Linked DNA regions of Homo sapiens: region 2 is linked to region 1. Evidence: chromatin contacts called from ENCODE Hi-C or POLR2A ChIA-PET data. All regions are on one chromosome and are shown on one strand. Each heading gives the region's core, a stretch centred on a gene start or an enhancer-like site at or near the end of the contact. The rest is flanking DNA. Distances are from core to core; before and after follow the strand shown.

Region 1 (2,700 bases), core at 99-2,598:
AAGGGGCCAGCAGGGCCCCCCCAGTAGGTCTGTGGAGGGCAATTTGGTGAGCCCCTCTCAAAAGCAAATGCATAAATAAAAGGCCAGTGGAGATACCAGAGACCACCTCAAAAGGGAATTGGAACATCAGAAGATTCGTATGAAAAAGGCTTGTAGTCTACAAAACATGGGTAAACCTTCAAATATAGCTCAACCCTCATTTGACATAGAGAAACTCTTATCGACAGCTTACTCCAATAAGTCAATGGACAAAAATGGGCAAAGGGTCTCATCTGGAAGCCATGACTCATGGTTCTCCAGAGAACTCGTACAGGAGCAGAACCCAGGAGGGTGAATTCACACCTCATCGATGTCAGTAATTTCACACTGAGGAGAAGGTATCAGTGTAATGAGTTGGAAAACAAGACAATATTAGAAGAGAAGTGATGCTTCAGAAATGAGATGAAAGTTTTTGTAGAAAAGATCACAGAAAAGTCCATGATTATAAAGGATAGCCTTGATTGATCACAGTTGGGTGGAAGATTTAAGAGGATGAAAAAATTGAGTAATAAAAACATATATGAACACTTCCCAAGGTTTGCAAGGGTTATGTTTCTGAGTCTGGTGTATTTCAAAAATTGTACATGTGTTGACATTGTGTATGTGAATCTAACATAATTCTGAAGATGATTATTGTATGCAGGACCCTACAGAGAATATGATATAATAGGGCTACCTGTATATGATCAGTCCCTAAAGTTTTTGAAACATTAGTAGGTAAAAGCAGGATAAGTGCTCATTTAAAATTTATGGGCCCGTGTGGTTGCTCATGCCTGTAATCCCTGCACTTTGGGAGGCCAAGGCAGGAGGATTGCTTGAACCCAGGAGTTCGAGACCAGCCTGAACAACATGGCAAAACCCCGTCTCTACTAAAGATACAAAACTTAGCCGGGCATGGTGGCACATGCCTGTAGTCCCAGCTACTCAGGAGGCTGAGGAGGGAGGATCACTGGAGCCTGGAAGGTTGAGGCTGCAATGAGAAGGTTGAGCCTGGGTGACAGAGTGAGACCCTGTCTCAAAAAATAAAACAATAATAAAATAAGATAAAATAAAATTTACAGATCATTTTCTGAATCTAAATTTACAGACCTTAATTTACCTTTGGAGGAGACTGCTGCTTTAAGAAAAAAAATCTCAGAATGGCCCTTTTGTTATCCAGAAGTAAAACATTGTACTCATTGTTCTTGATGGAAATTGTGACATCATTGTTAAACTGACTATAGATATTGGTAATGTAAATTGTGACTTTGCAAAGCTACTATTTACTGAGCATTTCCCATAAGGTCAAAAGAACCACTTGGAACACTCATTCAGCATACAGATTCTGAGCCCCTCCCTGAAGATCTGATTCACTAGGCTTGGTGTAAAGTCCTGGAACCCATAGATTTAACAGGAGCCCTCCACTGGCATATATTATGGGAAATAGTTTGGGAAGTAGTGCTTTACATGATTTATGTCAAGTAATTATTACAATTGCTCTCTGAAGCCGCTACCATGATTATCTCAATTTTACAGATGAAGAAACCAGCTCAGAGTATAAGATATGGTATACCTAAGTCAAATAGTTAATAAACAGGAGCGCTGCTGACTCTGGCACCCAGGACTGCTTGTCTTCAAAGCCAGGTAGGTGCAAAACCATTTTACTGTTCTGGTTGGTAGGCATGGTTGATCAACAGCTGCATAGGTTAGCTGGCTGGCTATTTCCACATACGCCCTCACTGGGTTAGGGCATGGGAAGTTGCTTGCAGGGAGTGAGGCATAGAGGGGAAGAATGGGAGGTCTGAAGTCTTCTTGGTGAGATAATTTATGGACTCCGAGCTCAAACAGTGCTGCTTTGGGGCCCAGGAGACAAAATGTGACACCGACATAGATCTGGGGCTCTAGATAGTGGTGATATTGAGAGCATCAGGAGATGGTACCCTCCGAAGATCACTGGTGATTTCAGAAGGGGCATCTAAGAATCTCCCTCCGATGCTACCAGGGCTGTGACATGGGACAGGGCACCTGAAATAGGAGAGGGAGAATATGATGGATGTTGTGTGGTGATTGTAAATAAGTGGGTTGTTTTAAGAGCATATAAGATATGCCCTTGGGGACTGCTCCAAATAACTGGGAAATGCCTTTTGTAAGGAAGGTTGGATGAGGTGGGAGCCCAAGTCATTGTCATGTGGACAATAAAAGTAAATGGGACCCCATTTTATATCCACAGACCTTGACACTTAGATTACATAGTTGGATTTTTGATGTGTCTAGACCTCATTATGTTTCTTAAGGACGGGTGCTGTAATACAGTGTCTAGCCCAGGGGGAGAGACGCAATAAAGATCTTGTGTTGAATAGAGAAAATTTGAGCTGTAGCTCCCCTCTTTCACTAACTGTTTGTGTTAGGCCGTTTTTTGCATTGCTATAAAGAAATACCTGAGACTGGGTAATTTTTAAAGAAAAGAGGTTTCATTGGCTCACAGTTCTGCAGGCTTCATGGGAAGCATGGTGCTGGGATCTCCTTGGCTTCTGGGAAGGTCTCAGGGAGCTTACAATCATGGTGGAAGCCAAAGGGGGAGCAGGAGCAAGAGAGGGAGAGTGGCAAGGGTGGTGCCACACACTTTTAAATGCCCAGCTCTCACAAGAATTCACTCTCACTATCGCAAAGGCAGCACCAAGC
Region 2 (2,700 bases), core at 129-2,628, 80 kb before region 1:
ACTGGCCAATCCTCGGTGGACAAAAGCCTAGGTTTTAATGGGCTACTTGCTGAGATGACAGGAGGCCACCTGGGGCCCTTCCCAGGAGACTGGATTAACTATACCTTTACAAATATGCTAGAAGCCTCCCAAAAGTCTGCATCCTTAGTAAGTGAAATAGGTAAAAGCTCATTCTGCAGAGGGCGATAATGAGAATAAGGGTCTTTATTGGCTTTGGTTCTTGGTAGAAGAGTAAAACAGAAATATGTCTCCACTGTGAATTCTTAGTAAGTCTGCACCCTTTGTGACTAAAATTCAAACTAGTGGTGTGGCCTGAAAAACTCAAGTCAAAAATTTACTTAAAAGTAGGTGGTACTACTAGATACTCACATCATCTCTGGAAAAAAAAAAATCTAATACCCTGCTTCAAAAAAATCACAAAAAATAAAGTTCTAATGTCATGGGCTCACAATTTTACAAAATCACCAAAGAAACAAGCACCTACAAGTAAGAGCCAATGTATTAGACCAACAAAGACAGCAGATAAGAGTATTATCAGATGCAAACATAAAATATTTTTAATGTATTTGAAAAAATATAAAAGGGGGAACAAGTATGACAGAATAGGAGACTATTAAAACGGACCAGGCAGATTCGAAAATAAACAATATTTATTACCCATGGAATTTAAACATGCATACTAAAATTTCAAGGGCAACTGAAAGAACAAAATAAGGTATGAAACTTACAAATAAGGGGTGGAAAATCTCAAGCAATTCAAAAGAAGGCAAATAAAGAGAAAAATATGAAAAGCAGAACATAAGAAATATATAAATAAGGTGGTAGGGACAAATTTAAAAAGATCAGCGCACTCATCTCGGCAGTCTGAGACCAGCCTGGGCAACACAGTGAGACCCTGTCTCTACAAAAAGTTTTTAAAAATTAGTTGGGCGTGGTGGCATGTGACTGTGGTCCCAGCCCCTTGGGAGGCTGAAGTTGGAGGATTGCTTGAGCACAGCAGGTGGAGGCTGCAGTGAGCCGTAACCGCACATCTGCACTCCAGCCTGGGTGACCAAGCAAAACCCTGTCTCAAAAAAAAAAAAAAAAGAAAAAGAAGAAGAAAGAAGATCAGTAAGCACAATTGATGGAAATGAATTAAGTGTTTCCCTTAAAAGATTGTCAGACTAGATTAAAAAGCTGAATTTAAATGTATGCTGTATATCAGAGACATATAAAATATAAGAACAGAAATGCTGAAAATAAAAAAATAAAAAAGAAGTTAAAACATCTACCAAAACACAGAACAAAGAAAACTGGTTAACCACTTCCAGTTAGAACACAGAAATATGACACTTTGCATAACAAGGAGAAAAGGTTAGATAAGCAATGAAATCATACTTTTTGTTGGGTGGTTGGTTGGTTAGTTGGGTGGTTGTATACAAGAAAGCTGAGAACTCAAAGAACGTAAATGAACTAAACTCCAGAGAAAGAGAAGCCCTTGCTAAGAGAGAAAACACTCCAAGCCCTTTTCATCCCTGGGTCACAGTGGAAAGAAGAGTAAACTGCATGCTGAAAGCAGGGCAAGAGAAACCAAAATAATCTTTTAGCAACCTTTCATTGGCTGAAGATATTTGACTTAATTAATTAAAACCTGAGGCTCTCCAGACCTGTTCTGCCAATTCTTTCTGATGAAGCCTTCACGTAGGATACAGCAGGATTGCTGAGAGGGATCGCCCTCAAGTAACATGGTGCCTTAAGTGAATGTAAGGTTGAAGGCAGGACAGGAGTGCCTACAACTAGTCAATGACATTGGACAGTGAAACTGAAAATAAAAATACCATTTCCAATGGCATCGAAAAATATTAAATACTTAGTGATAAACTAAACATGTGCAAGGCCTCTAAAATGCAAGCTCCCAAACACTGCCAAGAGAAATTAAAGACTATAATAAATGGAGATCAGAGTGGTTGACAAAGGCTGTTAAAAAAAAAAAAAAAAAAGTGGAGAGCTATACCATGTTCATGGAATGGAACACTCAACTTTCTTAAAAATTCTCTTCTATTTGATCTACAGAGTTGACATCTTCCAATAAATATCCCAACAGATTTTTAAAGAAACTGACAAGCTAATTCTGTAATGATATGAAAACACAAAGCTTCTAGAGTAGCCAAAATAATCTTGAATTAAAACAAGTAAGTTGGAAGACTTACGCTATCTGACTTCAAGAGTTACTTTAAAATAGTGTTTCTCAACTGAGGGTGACTTTGTTCCCTAGGGGACATTTGGTACTGTCTGTAGACATTTTTTGATTATCACACCTACTGAGTGGCTACTAGCATTTAGTGGTGGAGGCAAGGGATGATGCTGAACATCCTATAATACATAGGAGACCCTCCCACAGCAAAGAACTATCAGGCCCAAAATGTCAATAGTGCTGAGATGGAAAAATCCTGCTCTAAAGCTACAGTATATAAAGACAGTGTGGCATTAACATAAGACTAGACCAAAAGACTAATGAAACAGAAAAGCTTAGAATTTCACTATATTTATATAGTCAATTGATTTTCCACAGTGGAGCAAGGCTATTCAATAAGGGTGAAAAAATCTTCTTAAAGAAGGATGTTGTGAGAATAGGTAAAATTAGTATTTTAGAATAGTGTTTTACTTTAAAATTAGTATTTTACTTTAAAATTAATATTTTACTTTAAAATTAGTATTTTA

What was found. Hi-C counts contacts between places; a loop is a spot of excess contacts on that map. ChIA-PET counts read pairs that join two places held with the same protein, here RNA polymerase II (POLR2A). Pooled maps may share reads with other maps.
Region 2: a map of Panc1 shows a loop between it and region 1 (2.4-fold over the local background). The contact joins the enhancer-like site here to the promoter of LINC01992 in region 1. A Hi-C loop is called at or near these places in 1 of 168 maps with a recorded cell type or tissue (Panc1) and 1 of 50 pooled maps. POLR2A ChIA-PET finds 5 or more read pairs at or near these places in 3 of 52 experiments (HEK293, HEK293T and K562).

The regions. Positions count from the first base shown.
Region 1 is chr17:27,990,355-27,993,054 of GRCh38, reverse strand. It overlaps LINC01992 (long intergenic non-protein coding RNA 1992), which reads left to right and starts at 1,348. Exons shown (of 5, transcript NR_146896.1): 1 at 1,348-1,662.
Region 2 is chr17:28,070,714-28,073,413 of GRCh38, reverse strand. All of the region lies in intron 1 of NLK (nemo like kinase), which reads right to left. Among named protein-coding and RNA genes, the nearest start is that of NLK, 29 kb to the right of the region's middle. Within about 2 kb of position 1,378, at least 4 of the 41 ENCODE cell types and tissues checked have a DNase peak (open chromatin) inside an H3K27ac peak, as active enhancers do.